Regions from separate parts of the Mus musculus genome. Here region 2 is linked to region 1. Evidence: chromatin loops called from intact Hi-C (ENCODE). Cell type or tissue: gastrocnemius. All regions are shown on one strand. Each heading gives the region's core, and the rest is flanking DNA. Links, peaks and the distances in the headings are about the cores only. Region 1 overlaps Pik3c2g (phosphatidylinositol-4-phosphate 3-kinase catalytic subunit type 2 gamma). Region 2 overlaps Plekha5 (pleckstrin homology domain containing, family A member 5).

Region 1 (8,339 bases), core at 204-8,203:
GAATTTCCAGTCCCTCCAAATGATGCTCTTCAGTCTTCCTGTCACACACGGAAGAGAAGCTGAACTTCATGACACTACTGTTCCCTCCTGTGCCAAGTCATCACCTCTTCTTGTTTATAATTTTGGAGCCTGTTTCAAGTCTTCCCACTTCTCTGTATCTGTATGCCACAACCCTCATCCTAGTATAAAACATTTTCGTATGAAATCAAAAATTTCTACAAAGAATCTCATCTCATCTGCCCAAATACACCCTTCTTATCTCTTCATATTGCAGATGGAACAAACTTTTCTTAACATTATTTTTGTCGCTTAATGCATCTAAATTGTCTATGTACCAATGCTATTTTTGTGGGGAGAAAGTAGGACAGGGTCTTATGTTTGCCAGGCCGGCTGCAAACGTACTTACTACATAGCCAAGAAGACCTTAGGTTCCTGATCCTCCTCCTCCCCGCCCCTTCCTCCTTTTGCCTAGCTCTGGATTACTGGCATGTCCCACCACAGTCACATTCATGTTGTCCTGGATATGAAACTCAAGACTTTTCATATGACAGACAAACAGTCTAGCAGCTGAGCTGTATCCCCAGACCACAACATAATGCTTTTGAAAGCTCTTTAATTTCACATACAGGTCTTGCACAGTATAGAGCAGAGGCTCTGTAAATGCCTATCGATAGTTAGCGGTAGTGCTCTGATGTTTGTGGGTAGACCTCTTAGGTTCGAGTCACAGAACGTGCAGCAGCAGCAGACCTCAGTTAGTGCATCCTCAGTGCATCAACCACTGGCAAAGGTTCTGACAATGACCTTAGCACATCAATGCTTTGTACAGAACTGCTCTATGGCTATATGGGGAGCTGACATAAAAGTAGCAGTAAATGTCAAATATGAATACCTAATATTCCTTATATCAAATAAATGTATCCTCAGTAATTACTATCTGCTTATAATATATTCTTACATTTCCAAGGGTATCAGCATTTTTAAAACACCAGACCACTCCTTACATCTGCTGGAAATCTGGAAAACACTCTCAGCATTTTTACTGAATGCCAGTTTTGGAGAAACGCTAGTCATACGTTTATACAAAAGTTAATTTTGGAAACACGATGTAAGAATCACAACAAGCTTACTCTGTGGTCTTCCCACATAAATATGCTAAATTATCACCAGCTAGTCACTATGTAGGCTACTTTTATTTTATTTGCTGTTTGGAGCAGAATACCATCAATGTATTGTTTCAGATTCAGATACTGTGTAAAGGAAGGAGAAGGGCTTCCTTTGCTTCTGAAAACCATACAATTCATTTTTTTTTCTATAAAAGACTTTCAGCAAGGAAAATGTTTTATTAAGGAATATTTCTTTTTAAAATTAGCATTTTATTTATGTTGTATGCATGTGTGTGTGCCAGGGTATACAAGAAAAATTCACACCACGCGGTGATGGCGCATGCCTTTAATCCCAGCACTTGGGAGGCAGAGGCAGGCAGATTTCTGAGTTCTAGGCCAGCCTGGTCTACAAAGTGAGTTCCAGGACAGCCAGGGCTACACAGAGAAACCCTGTCTCGGAAAACAAAACAAACAAAACAAAATTCAGAGGACAAGTCATTAAAGTGAGTTTTCTATCATCCCATGGTTCTTAGGTTTCTAACTCAGATGATCAAGTTTGGTGACAAGTGACTTTACCCAGGGAGCAATCTTTCCCGCCCTGGGAAGATTTATTGCAGGTAAAATACTTTAAGCTTTATGACTGGGTCAGCATTAAAGCGTCAGAGAAGGGCAGGTGAGAGAGAAAGGAAGAGGAGAGGAGAGAACACACACACATATGTATACACATACATACGCACACATATATACCATACACACACACATATACACATACACAAATACACATGCACAAACAAATATGCATGTGCATGCATACATGCTCACAGACACACATGAGCTAATTCACAAACCACAGCACAGCCAAAGCTTCTGTAAAGTATGGGAACCAGATAGATTCCTCATTGTCTATAACACTCCCTTTCATTCACAGAAGAGTTCTAGTGCAATTCTTATGAAATTTACTAGAAGTCAACAAAGATGTATAAAGATGGAGGCTTTTATTTTGTTGGACTCCCAGACCATTTCAACTGTGATGCTTGCATTGTGAAATCTGTTTCTGCAATGTTGGTGTTAGTTTAAGTTTTTCTTTCATTTTGGATGTTTCTTTCAGATACTTGAGTTTATGTGTGGGTTTTCTGCACCTGATGTCTCATAGCAGTTGCCAGGGACTAAGACAGTATCATTATTCGGAACCACAAAAGGTTCCTAAGAGAAATTAGTTTGGCCAATTGTGATTTTATTAGTTGGAAAGAAAAAAGTATATTTGTCATGTTAAAAAACGTTCAGGAAATACCTAATAAAAAGTATATATATATAAAAAAAAGTTCAGGAATTTATAATATTTTAGATTTTTCTAAAACAATTTCCAAAGTTCATTTCATAGTAAAAAATAGTATAAGACAGGGAAAAAATATTGTAGATTTGTTTCTGATTATAGAAGTCTAAGATATTTCTAAAACTTTCCTAAAATTTGGGGTCTAAGGTTCTTTTCTTTTACTGTAATAAAATACAGGACCAAGAGAAACTTAAAGAAATAATAAGGGTTTGCTATGGCTCCGGAGGGATAGAATCCTTTATTCCCGAAAGGTGTGACGGGCTCACAGAGCAGGAAGCTGACTGATCACATCTATATACACTCGAAGCAGAGACAGAGAGAGTAAAACGTGGGGTGGTGCGTTGATCTCTCAAGGCCCAAGCCCAGAACTGTATTCCCTCCATCCACCCGGGCTCCACTTCCTAAAGGTTCTCCAAACAGCGTCACAAACTGGGGACCACATACTTAAACCGTGAGCCTACGGGGCCACAATTATTCTTCAAAGGACCACAATTAGCAATAGTGAAAACCGCAACCGTACATGATCTAACAAATATATAATGAAATAAAAGGCCCATGTAAAGACCCACACACCCAAGCAGTTTATGGTGATGAAGGCCAGGATTAAAATAAATGCTAACTTAAAAAGTAGAAATTGATGCCATTTTTGAGTGAGAAGACAGAAGGCGCCTTAGTTGTGAGAAGGCTCAGCTCGGCGAACACTCGTGGCCGTTTGAAGACTCACGGTAATACACAACAATGACATCTAAAATGTATCCAGTGCTTGCCATGTAGTAAGTACTTTCCTGTCCTCTAAGCTATGAGATCCTCTCAGCAATATCAATGAGCAACCGTTTCCAGCCCATTTGATAAAGAATGAAATTTCAGAATGGAGCTGGTAAGTCTCTCACCAAGGGCAAGATCTAGTGATACACAAAACCCAGACTTGAAATCTGAATCGCGGGGCCTCTGGCCCAGGCTCTGTGCTTTGAGCCTCCCCAAGCCACAGAACCCCCTGAAGTGCACAATGCGCTCTGTGGGCCTGACTCGGGCAGCTTTTCCAAGCTGGCTCTCTCATGAAGTCTAGCAGCTGAGTGTCTGGCACACATTTTAAACATGAGAAAATGAAGTCACAGCGCGTTCAAGATTAGACCCTGTGCTTTTATCTCGTGTTTCCAACATCTCTTCTCCCAGCCTTGCTGAAGCATAGCCCACAAAGTGTATCACGGGATGAGTGGGAAACCCAGCAAGGCCAATAGCAAAACCAGTGATCAAAGTTTGAGGCATCGGAGCTGGCGCCCGAGAGCTTCTGCTTGGTGTGGAACGCAACAGAGTTTATTGAATACGTTACTGTGCAAAGAAATCAAAGCCAAGGGAATGCTTTTTGTTATTCTGACCACTTTTGATAATAAGCATGTATTGTAACATATAAATTTTATTATTTCACTTTGGGACAGGACCCCACCTCTGAGACCAGGCTTACCTGGAAGTCAACATGTAGTCTAGGCTGGTCTCAAACTCATAGTCTGTGTAGCCACTGATATGCTGGGATTTGCTGGTGTGAACCACAGTGCCCAGCTTTAAATTAACATTTTAAAACAACCACACCCAAACACTGTTTTAGAAACTGCTTGGCTGGTAGCTAGAATCTACTTCTTCAAGTGTGCTTGCATGGCTTTTCCATTTGAGTCCCATACTTCAGAAAGGTCTAGTTAAGTCATATCAGTGGGAATTCTAGCTTGACAATGTTTTTATTAAAACAGCAAAGCCTTGTACCAGCAAGGAACACTATTCTATTCTAAAGGCTCCCTGAACTACCTCTCAATTTCTCCAGTTGTGATTTGATATAACCTTATGTGAACCCAGGCTGTCAAATTTAAAACATGTCATTCTATTTTAACCACAAACTGTGTCCAAATCTAGATGCTGCTAGAAGAATCTAGGTCAGGTTGGTGCAAAATCGCCCTCACTGATCTATATGCTGAAACCTCATCAGATAGAGATGTGCCTGCCCCTCCCCCTACCTGCTTCGCTTCTCCTTGAGTGGCTAAGGCTTCATCTCAGGATTAGCATGTCTAATAATTTTGGAGATGGAACCTGCTTTTCCATCCTTGGGACTCCAGGGGGCAGTGTGACTTATGAGAAAACAAGGTTAGCACTGTCCTGGTGTGCTCAGCATTTTTTTCACTGAGTCATATGTGAAATGAATTATAGCTACTTTCTAAAACTCCCTGTTCACTACACATATGACAGGGAATTGGTTACATCTGTTGCTGTTGTTTCACAAATTATCTTCTGAAAGAGATTGGCATTAAAATATCTTAACTTTTATCCAAATTCTCTTCCTAAGGAGTCACCCTTCAGAGGGAAAGAAAAGAGCTTTTAAGGCTATTTTTTAAGAACTCAAGTTCTGTTTTATCACCTCCCAGTGTGTCAGTAAATATACTGCCAGTGAGGACTTGGCAGAACTCTTACTGTACTGTTCATTGGAGCCTATCTTCTTTTAGTAGATACACTGTGTCCAAACGTAGTTGGGAATTAAACATTTGACAGAGTGTAGAGGAACATTGTAGCACAACTTACCCTTTCTCCTCCCCAGACCAGTTATTCAAAGTCTTCAATTACTAAGTTTTTCCACTGATCTGCTGCAATAACCCACACTAGACTACCAAAAAACAAAACAAAAACAAACAAACAAACTCCAGTGGAAATAAGTTGCAGTGACTTTCTGCATTAACCCTCCAAACCATGTGACCTCCTCATGGTTGTTGCTATCTTTTTATTTATAGGGACAGAGCCCCTTTCATTTTTACTTCAGAGATGGAGTACTTTATTACTGAGGGTGGAAAAAACACACAGCATTTTCAAGACTTCGTGGAGCTTTGCTGCAGAGCTTACAACATCGTCAGGAAACACAGCCAGTTGATCCTGAGCCTTCTAGAGATGGTAAGTCCCTTGGAGAGTAGAAAGCTTCCATGGTGTCTCATCCAGCTGTCTACTTCTAATGGTTTGGAGTTCCCCCACCTCCATTTTAAAACAGTTTTTAACGCAGAAAGGAGTGAGCAAGCAAACATGTTTCTTGGCAACTTACAGTTAGTTCATAGTTTTCATCTTGGAAGTCACCAAACACAGAGTTACTAGTGCATTCAGAGGGGATCCCCATGCAGAGTGGATTAGGGCTCAGAAAAAAAAAGTCATTTTTAAACTAACTTCTTTGGCTGTATTGTCCCCATTTGACTTACATATGAAGTAAACTTCATAACATAGATGAGGCAGATTCATCCTGGCTCTTTTGTCTCAATATCTGCCTTTGAACACTTGAGCGCTATTCATTCATATTAAGAAATTCAGGGTCAAGAATACAAACTCTGGAGTTGGAGAGATGGCTCAGCGGTTTAAAAGCATAAACTTCTCTTGCACAGCACCCGAGTTCAGTTCCCAGCCCTCACACCCGGCAGCTCACAAGTCCAACAACTGCCTTTAACTTCAGCTCCAGGGATATGATGCACTTGTCTGTACTCCACAGGGACCTGCATGCAAATAGGCACAAAACCACATACACACACATGCACATTTACCTCACAACGAAATAAGTCTAAACATGTCACTGATGAGTTAGTGAGCAGACTGTAGATTGATGCGTTGAGTGTCATGCATTGGTTCTGCTGAGCTTTGGGTCCGGAAGGATTCAGTGTTTTCTCCCAATGTCCATAGCAAAGAGATGAGAAATAGTCATGTGGTAAAAGGAAAGAAGTGGCCAATAGAAATATCTTTTGGAAAATGATATAATGATTTCTTTAAGTGCATACATCCATTGTAACAATTACATCCATCCACAGGAGAGTAGCATACCACTAGTTTATCTATCTGTGTTTTTTGGAGTAAAAAATGGCTGGCTTAGAAACTTCAATTCTGCTAGTAGATGTTGAGGAGACAAATTTGGTGGTTGGATCTCCCTAATTTTGAATGCAGGCTTAGCATTTAAAGGTTAAATTTATACTTAACCTATGTACTGTTTCCATTTAAAATGAGGATAATAACTTTTACCTTATGGAATTGATGGATAAATTGCCTGATAATAAATGCATCATATGGACCAGGCATTATGCTAAGATATTAATAGATTAATTTTCATAACTCTAGCTGATAATTAACATAAAGGATTTATGATAGTATCTGCCATATAGTAGAGTTCAGTTAATTAATGTGATAATATAAGATAATTGTTAATTTACTTTAAATACTGTCAGGTTAGGAATATATTTCAGTTGGTAAAGTGCTGGCCCAGCACTGAAGACAATTGGCTGTGGTGCTACACACTTGTAATTCCAAAATGCAGAACCTGGGAGAAAGAGGCAGGAGGGTCAGAAGTACAAGGTCATCTTTGGTTACAAAGCAAGTTTAAAGCCAGCCTGGACTACATGAAATCTTGACTCAAAAATCAATCAACCAACCAATCAAAGCAATCAATTAAAAAATGAACTGACCATTACAAGATCACGCACTCACATGTAAAATTCAAATTAGTATTCATTAAAACTGAAGGGTCAATTTCTCAATTTTACTAATTACTTCATAATTCAGGGGGATTTTTTGTGTTCTTTTGGTTTGGTTTGGTTCAGTATTTTTTTTTTATTCTGTGATAGGAATTGAGCCTGCATCTCTCCTACTGAGTAACATCCCCAGGCATCAGGATCTCCAACTGTAGCCAGGAATTTTTCTTTATAGATCTTTGTTCTAGTTCCCAATTCTCTTTTTCTCTATTGCTTTTATGGGATGGCTTACAGCTCATAACAAGCTAATTCTATGACACAGAGAAAACTAACTCTACAAGCACTAAATCAAGGAAAATGACTTTATTTATATAATGAATTTCTAGGCACTATCAATTCTCATGTACTGTCAAACTCTGGCATGATCTAGTTGGACTCTCCCAAGATCTTACTCATGAGTCCATGAGCTCTCAAGAGCCTACTATGTGCTAGGAACTATTAATGAGAGGATAAAATATAAAACCTAGAGACTTAAAATTTTAAGTTGAAGAGTGATGATAAAATTTGTGCATATAAGTAACTGAGGATCCCAGCATTTGTAAGTGAAAATCATACTGTACTGGAGTGCACATACTGGGGTGTGTGGTTCTTGGTTTCTAGCCAGTTTCCCTGTTTTACTCCAGTATGTACATACTCTAGTATATAAGAGTCCTCTGTGACTCTTCAGATAAAGTCTTCAGTGGTTATTTCAGGACCACACACTGTCTAGCTAAAACCTCTTTTAAATTAAAACCAAATTTAAATTTGTAAAAAAAAAATTCTGCTTTCTATATACACATTTAATATGACCTTTTTCTCCATTCTGACTCTTGTGTTGATGTCTTTAAGCACAGTTCAATGCACTACACCATGACCCAGTTACAAGTTGAGAAATGCCTGGCCCGGGTCATCAAGGCTGGCTTCTGCAAATGATCAATACCCAGGATCATGAGGCACAGGCGTGCAGTCGGTTCAATGTGGAGTTAATGACCCGTCCCCAGCAGAAAGCATCTTGTTGCCAGATATCTGCTGTGCTTTTGTTTCCACATGGGAAAAGCAAGCAAGGAGTAATCTATGTAATTCTCATCTTGCTTAAAAGCAACATCTGTAGGAGACCCAAGTGTGCTCCTGGCTGAGTTCACCAATATAAAAGCCTGTGCCTCCTCAGCTCTTCTCCCATTAAAAAAATCAATATGAACTATTATGGAAGACTCTCAAAGAACACAGGGACCATTCACCGGCTTCAAATGTTTATCACTCCCATTATTATATCAGAGATTTCCCAGCAGAAATCTTTCTCGATTCCCTATATGGTAAGGAAAGAGCACTGCTTCCCTAAGCGAAGCTATTAAAAGAGAGCTGGACTTAGTAGCAGGAGAATAGAAACAAAAC
Region 2 (8,339 bases), core at 56-8,055, 570 kb after region 1:
CGGATTCTGTCTTCTTTTACAAAGAAACTTAGTATTTTTATTAAAAGTTAATTTCTAAATCATACAGAGTAGAGTTATGTTGTTGTACTGCTGTGTGTACTTGACTTGGTAGTCTCAGCAGGGCCAGAGTGGGCCTAGAGGAACTGCCTGAGTTTCATTGTGTTTTAGGACAGGTTTCTAGAAGGCAAGCTCAGAGCTCTGCCCATGCCCACTCCCCCGCCTGGCGATCAGGCACTTGCTGTCATTCTAACCCACCTTTATTTTCCCTGTAAGCTTGCTTCCTCGCATTGAGGTTTTGTCTACTCTTTGTAGTGATGTGAGCTTCACACGCGTGCAGGGCCTCTGGCCCTGGTTATCACAACATTCTCAAACCTTTTCTCTGCTTATGGGATTTTTATCATAAGCAACAAACTTGTTAAAATACCACATGGAAAAACCTGTGTCTTCAGTACACTGTAGGGAATTAGTTCATCATGGCGGAAGTCTGGGAGCTCAGAGAAAATGCAGAGGTGAAGCCACAAACGCTTACTGCACAAATACAATAAAAGTTAGGCAATCTGAAGACTGAGGAGGAGGAAAATCTGTTCACAGTTAGACTTCATACTTGGAAGGTGGGGTGTGGAGCAAGAAGACAGCTAATGGATTAGGGTAGAGTTTCTCCCAAGACCAGAGATGCTACACAGGGAGTGTAGGTAAGCATGCTTACTGGAGTGTGGTGCGGTATGGTGTGGCCACTGAAACTGGGGTTGTTATGTGCCAGTTATGGGGTAACCAGGTTCTAAAGAGAGGATGTGGTTGGTGGAGGTGTAGCTGGCTGAACTGTTTGAGAGAGTGCAGAGTTCATGTCCTCAGGAGAAAGTCATTGAGAGTTAGATGCTGAGGTGATGCCCTAAGAGGCTAGGATGCAAGGCCAGGGTGCAGGGTGGTAGTGAAGGAGCTGCTCCGTAGCTGGCTCCCTTACAGGCTGCAAAGAAAGTACAGAGCTCGGTAGGACTAAAGTGGGGTCAGAGGGCAAATCGGGAAGATGAGGGACGATGGCTATTGGCATTAATTAATAGATTCTTAGAGAAACGATACCCTTAGGCCAGAGTCTCATTTGCTGAAAGGTGGAGGGCATCCCAGGAAGCTCTAGACTGGTGTTCAGGTAGATTTACGTGAACTTTTTGGTGCTAAAGTTCTAAATCTACACAGCCTGCTACACTGTCTAAGTGCATAGCAAAGTCTGCAAGGGATTAAGTTCCTTATGAAGTGTGGTATTTACGTGCAACACACACACACACACACACACACACACACACACACACACCTTCTTGTATACTTTAAATCATCTTTAGTCTACCTAGATACCTAATGGAATGGAAATGTGCGTTAATCACCCCTTACCCCATACTGGCTTAGGGATAATGACTAGAAGAGTTGTATGCGTTCAGTACAGACTCAGTCGTCATAGGCCTATGATGTAGTATATGAGTAAGACTTGAGGAGTAATTCTCAGACAAGTGGTGCTGAGACCAAACATCGTGGAATGATGGTAGCTATATAGTGGGGTCTGTTTCATCCCTTCCCTTGATGGCCTCAGCTTCTTATCCCTGTGTGGCCATCCCAGAGCCTCTTTTCAGACACTTTGCCTTTTCCCTTGATGCTTTCTGTCCACAACTGATAAATCTCTGGATGTGAAATACATACATAGGAGACTGATTCTATATTCATTTAAGATTATTCATATTTTCTCTATGGGTTTTTTTGTAGTAATCTTTTAAAACTAGAAATGGCATTTTCCAAATGTGAACTATTTAAATATGCCAAACATTAATAACATGTGCAAGTACTGAGGAGATAGTTTAATTAATTCATATAATTCTAGTTATTAAATAAATCAAATCTAAAACCCAAGGATCAAGATTTCATATTTATATTTTTCCTTTTTTGTTAGTTTCTTGCATGAGTGTTAAGGTGGACATCTTCACTGCAAATATAACCTCTTCCTTTGCCTCTTTTTGAAAATTCACAGCATGTGTGGAACCAGAGCAGACTTTGGTGGCCTTCTATCACAGAGTTGGCTGAGGCAGCCGTGTAGGAATGACAACAGTGGAAGGCTACAAATCCCCAGAAGCCCCTGGGAATCGTTATAAAAATGACATTAAGCTCATAGACAGGGGCTGTACATGAAGAATAATTAACATCAATTATTTTTCTTCCCTCCACTCTTCAGTCAGACTTGCTGCAATGAAAGTAGTAAGACTGTTAAAATAATCTGTGTAATTAAACAATTGTGCAATACAAGTCAGGCTTTATTTTTTGTTTTTAATTTGGTACTGCAGAATTGAACTCCAGGCTTTACTGTGTTAGCTTTCCCTCAGTGTGACGAGGTAACTGAGAAAATTGACATAGAAAAAGGGAGTCTAGTTAGCTTTCTGTTGCTGTGAAGGACACCGATCAAAGGTAACTTATGGGAGGGAACTTCCAAGTTCTTGACAGGTGTCGGGGCAGGAGCTTGAAGCAGAAATCCTAGAGAACACCCCCCCACCCCACCCCCCCCCTTAAAGACAGGGTCTCACTCTGTAGCCCTGGTGGTCCTGGAGGTCACTGTGTAGCTGTAGATCAGACTAACCTCAGACTCGGAGATCCTCTTGCCTTTTCCTTCATAAGCTGGGATTAAAGCGTGTGCTAGCATACACGCAGCCCCACCGACTCTATACCGTTGGCTGGCAGCTCTAGTATGGTAGAAGCAACTTGTCTGCAGACTTCAAAGCTCCTGCTTTTAGTCTTCTTCAGCAGATGTTGTTTGAGAATTAGGGATTTAGATAAAGGTGATTCTCTACTACAAGGCTGATGAGGGCTTCAGTAGTGAGTGAGTGCTGAATTTTATCATTAAGTTTCTTTCTGTAGTCTGTAAAATAATTCCCCCCTTTTAATTTACTACTTAATGAATTACATGAATTTCATCAATGTACTTTTGGTTTTTTGAAGCAGAGTTTCTCTGTGTAGACCAGGCTGTCCTGGAACTTGTAGAAATATGCCTGTCACTGCCTCCTGAGTGCTGGGAGTAAAGGTGTGCACCCCCACGCCCAGCCCATGTGGTACCCTTTTGAAAATTAACAAGCTTCCAGCTGGAGGAAACTGTTTCTGCTGAGGACCCAAGTTCAATTCCCAGTACCCACATCAGGTCTGGGAATTGAACTGTCTGAAACTCCACCTTCAGGGAGCTGACACCTCTCTATTTCCTTGGGTGCATACACATAAACAAATAATAAAAATTAAAAGAAAACCTTTATATGTTAGGGTTAGATTTTAGCAAAGTTTGAACAGAAGGTATAAGAAGTTCTGTACATACACTCACACACACTGCCCCCTTCTGGTGATTCCTTGCACAGCAGAATTGGTGAACATGTATTTCCTTATTACTCTGGATGCAGTGTATTGGATTTGACCTTGCACATGAGCTTAGTGCGTGGCTGTTGGGGTGACCTGTCTTCTCCGTACAGTTCTGTCATGTTTTAGAAAGCCTTGTTTGGTGCATTTTAGTACAGACCTGTGCTAAGTGTAGAGTGCTCATCGGAGTGTGCTCCGCGTTGTGTCAGCAGCAGAGAGCCTCTGCCCCCAGTGCTGCCACTGCCCCTGCTACTCCATCTGACTTTAATAGTCCAGTTTTGTGTTATTTGGTACTTAACTGTTTTTTCCAGCTCTTTATAAAAACATGTAAGTGTATGTATTTACAGGTGTGATGTGCTATTGTAAGAAGTATTTAATAGTCAAATCAGTAATTAGCATACACATCTCCTCCTGTATTTATTGTTTCTCGGTGTTAGGAACACTCAGCGTCCTCTTGTAGCTATTTTGAAGTACACAAAAGAGTTGTTATGAATTGCAGTCACCTATTGTGCAGAAGAGCGCTGGGCACTTTACTGTGTGCTGTACCCACTCACCCACCCTCTCCTTACCCCTCCCTCCTTTTCCTACCCTGTGGTAACCATTGTTTTCTGACATTGATGTTTTTAGCTCTCAGGTGATTGGCACAATGTTCTTTGGTGCCTGGCTTATTTCACCCAGTCTTACCTAGTTTGACCCGTCAGGATTTCATTCTTTTTGTTGTTTTGTTCTGTGTTGTTTTGTGTTGGGGGAAACGGTTTCACCTGGTCCTGCTGGCCCCGTACTTGCTGCACAGTGTAGGCTACATTAGATTCCCTCCCTCTTGCCTTGACCTCGCAGGCTGGGATACAGGCTGCCCCATTACCTGGTCCTCATGCTGTGGAGCTGGGCTCTTCTCGTGGTCCCACACACAGACACACTGTCTTCGTGGTATGTTTTTTGGTCAGTCTTGTGGGGCCTTGACATGCTAAGCTGGCCTCTTTACCACTGACGCACACCAGCAGCCCAGCAGCCCAGCTTTAAATAAGAGACATCTTGGGAGGAGGATGGAGAGATTGCTCAGGCATTAAGAGTACTTGCTACTCGTTCAGAGGATCCGTTGAGTTCCCAGCACCCGTGTCAGGGAGCTCCTAACTGTCTTAACTCCAGCCTCAGTGGACCCAGTGCTTCTGGTCTCATGTACGCATACCCACATGCAGATACACACCTGTACATAATTAAAGTCTCTTAACAAATGCCACAGGAATTCTTCATTTTTATCCAAACTTTGGTGTCGATTAGGAAGGTCTCAGCTCTGTGGTAAGTAAATTGGAGTATTAGTAAAGTAGCTGTTTTACCTGATAAAGGGGCTGCAGAGGAGTGAAACCTGGTGTGACAGGAAAGGAAGCAAGCCTGATACTAGGTTCTCCTGAATCATGAGCCTAAGTGCCCTCTTTAGTGAGAGCCCCTGCTGGGAGCAGCGGGAAGGGCTGCTGCTAAAGCCGGTCCTGCTTTGCCCCTCTGGGGCTCCTGTTGGGCACACAGTGTGGGGTGAGACTGTTGAGTGTCTGTGAAGCAGAGGGAGAAAGAGCTAAGCAGCTTTATAGAAAGCATGAAAGACTGACCTCTTGCTTTAGACACTGATTTATATGGTCTGTCTCTCAGGCAAGAGCAAAAGCACACAATCCTAGTGAGGCTGTGTCCGGGCCTTCCCAGAAAGCACTGCGAAGGCCAGTGCTTTGTTGTCAGAAGAGGCACGGCAGGAGCGAGCGCAGGTGTTTCTGGGATCTAAAACAACACTGCCCCAGTGCACGCGGCTGCTTATACCTAAGGTCTAAAGCATGGCTTCCCACATGGCTTTACAGTAGCTTTGTTGTACATGTCTGTGATGTGAGCTCTTAGGGTGAAGTGCAGTGCTCGCTGGCTTTTGTTTCTCTCTGTGTGGAGCATGAAAACTATGCATGCATTCATTTATTCACATGTGAGCCCCGATGTTGTCATCCTGGGATATACAGTGACAGCCTGACATGCTAGCTCTCGCCCTTTCAGGTGGCCCAGAAACACAAAACCTTCTCCCAGTGAATTTTCAGCTACAAAAAAAAAAAGTTTTTTAAAGTTTAAATAAACTTCGTTTTTACTTGACTTGGAAAAGCTGAAGTTAAGTGAATATACTATGTCGAATAACCTGCCAAGCACAGGGGCTGCAAAGGTGAAATCCTCACGGTCTAGAGTCTTGGAACCTCATAATGCCTAGTGGAATTTGAACTACCTGTTTGCTTCGTTGGGTGCTATACACTGAGGGAAATACATATTGCATGCTAAGACTGCAGGCTGGCCTGGTACTTGCTATGTTGCCTAGGCTAGCATTCGTGCCTCTGATCGGTACAGGAATTCATAATTATTCCTGACCCCGACTTTATTCTGTCTCTGGGTGAATGAATATAGACCAGTTTTTGTTTGAGATTTTGAGGGCAAAAAATTGGAAGCCACTTTCCTTCAAGTTTTTGTCTCATTCAGGCCTCCTGCTCTGCAGCCAGCACTTCACCTTCTGAGCTTCTCAGCCTCCCAGTGTGAATTGCTCAGTTAGTGTTTTAGTTGTCCTCGAGTAGTGGAGACCCCGGAGAGCAAGACTGTAGGTAAGGTAAACTCCTGATTCAGTAGCTCCGCACAGCCATACAGAGCTGAATGGCGCTTACTTTACATTACCTGTGTCACACTCATTATGAAAAGGTTTCTGAAAACTCCTATCATGTCCCCTGATACATCCATTGTCATAAACCTTGATTTATAATGAATTTTGAAAAAAAAATATAAAATTAATGTGGGTCCTACAATAATCTGGCAAAGGAGGCCATATTATCCTGATGGCGTAGGACATTGACCGGCTGCATCCGCACACTGTGTGGATGTTCCTTCCTTGCTTGCTTTCAAGTTCTGGGCTTCTCACTTTATAAAGGGAGGAAGTAGAAGCCACGTTAGCTCTATGGGAAAGTGCTGTTCGCTGGAGGAAGCCTTGCGGAGCTCATCTCCCTCTGACCGTATCCCAGCCTTCCTGCTACCTGTGCCCACAGTAGACATCACGTGTCATCTTTAGAAGGCAGAGAACAGGACAGTTTGCCTGAGTAATACAGTGACAGAGGCTGACCTGCAGATACCCCAACTTGTTGTCTATTGATGTTTACTATAGCAAAGTGGGGCAGGTTTTAACTTGTTCATCCTTCATACATATACTTGCATTCTAGTCACTTGTAATCAGACATTTCTGTCTTTGAAATTGTATTGTGAGTTATTAAGCCCCTTCCCTACGTGATCCAACTGATGTCAGTACAGTTTAAAACATAGTCCAGAAAAATTACTGAATTTGACATCAACTAAAACTAAATATTTTCTAGTGTGCCTTTGACTTTTGCTGAGTGCAAGTAGAAGTCTCTATTATTAAGAAGGCTTGTTGGGCTGTTGAGGTGGCTCAGTGGGTAAGAGCACCCAACTGTTCTTCTAAAGGTCCTGAGTTCAAATCCCAGCAACCACATGGTGGCTCACAACCATCCGTAAGGAGATCTGACGCCCTCTTCTGGAGTGTCTGAAGACAGCTACAGTCTACTTACATATAATAAATAAATACATCTTTTTTTAAAAAAAAAAGAAGGCTTGTTTCGTTTCTGTAGGACAGATTAAACACAGCTGGAAATGAAGTAGTTAGTCTCACTGTCTCTCCCTCTGCCCTCTGCTTATTTTTCTGTTTGTATTCCTGGAGGCAAACAGCTGGGCATCCATTTTATCCTTTATTCCTTTACTTAAATGTGACTCCAGAAAGAAGCAAGCTGGGCTTTCAGACTTAGAGAAGATTTCTCTATTTGTTACTAACTTTTCCTGTTGAAACAATATATTCATTATATTAAAATACTTTCTGAAAGTAACCCAACATCTTCCACCTTATATGCTAGCCATATGTGTGCTTCTGCCTTCTTCACTGATGGCTGCTCTAGTCCCTGCGTGTTAGTGCCATTACAGTTTCTAACCTCTGCATAGTGCTTCCTTACTAAACTCTTCACTTGAAAATCTATACAGGTCACTTAGACCCACAATAGCATCCCCGTCAGTAATGAAGATGTGATACTTTCAGATGTATTTCTGGACCAATTCAATGCCAGTATTGTAAAGCCATGGGTACTGTACAAATTAGCATTGACTCTCCAGGTTCCAGCTCAAAGACAGGGCCGTGAGTAAATGAGCAGTTCAGTTTGCTCACTTGAATCAGCCAAGCACTTGAAACACTTCTCAAAACTACCTTTAAGTTAGGTGTTGCTTTGCATCTATATTTTAAAAAACAATATATTATATGAAATGTTATTTTTCTGGCTACAGAAGAAATATGTGTCCCTACTGGAAAAACTCAGAGAATCAATGCAAGAAAATGCCTGAGTTCTGTCACTGTCTACAGAGTCCTGGCTGACACCCTTTCAGTTTCTTTGTGTGGTTTAATCCCAGCACTTGGGAGGCAGAGGCAGGCAGAAAAAAGAAGTTCAGATCCCTTCTTGCTTTGTTTTTAATTTTGAGACAGACTCTCACTGTAGCCCTGCTCCGCTAGGTGTGTTAAATCCTGCCTCCTTTATAGCCCCACTCGATAGCAGCGTGCAGGCCCGTGGGTAAGAGCCATGCTGTGATTGAACAGAAGGCCTGGCTCGAGGAAAATGTGAAGCTGAAGTTTCTGCTTCTCACGCAGCAGCACAGCCCTAGTGCAACACTTAACAGCCTCCCTAGGATCCGTGTGCCTTTGCAATTAGCTGAGAAAGAAATGTGCGTGCGCGCGCGCGCGCTCGCGTGTGCACACACACACACACACACACACACACACACACACACAAGTCCAAAGAGAACTGAGAGTTCTCTCCTTGGGGAAAAGAGTGGTGATCCAGAGTATTTAAGTCAGATGGCCTTAAAGAATGGTCCATCTCTGAGGTAAGCAGGTCGACTGTGTTTGGCAGAGCGCT

What was found. Peaks named below come from ENCODE experiments on the same cell type or tissue, not always from the same donor. Only the 100,000 strongest peaks of a DNase experiment are listed, where the experiment ranks them.
Region 2: a loop joins it to region 1, with 7 times the contacts of the local background. A loop is called at or near these places in 12 of 42 quality-filtered maps.

Annotation. Positions count from the first base shown.
Region 1 is chr6:139,870,099-139,878,437 of GRCm38, forward strand. Pik3c2g (phosphatidylinositol-4-phosphate 3-kinase catalytic subunit type 2 gamma) reads left to right here. Exons shown (of 34, transcript NM_207683.3): 26 at 5,205-5,361. Among named protein-coding and RNA genes, the nearest start is that of Plcz1, 170 kb to the right of the region's middle. In gastrocnemius, for the core only: a CTCF peak has its summit at 4,538 (motif pointing right); a DNase peak (open chromatin) is centred at 4,497; H3K27ac peaks cover 2,016 bases.
Region 2 is chr6:140,440,179-140,448,517 of GRCm38, forward strand. The region is part of intron 3 of Plekha5 (pleckstrin homology domain containing, family A member 5); the gene reads left to right. Among named protein-coding and RNA genes, the nearest start is that of Plekha5, 20 kb to the left of the region's middle. In gastrocnemius, for the core only: a CTCF peak has its summit at 3,358 (motif pointing left); DNase peaks (open chromatin) are centred at 3,365 and 4,841.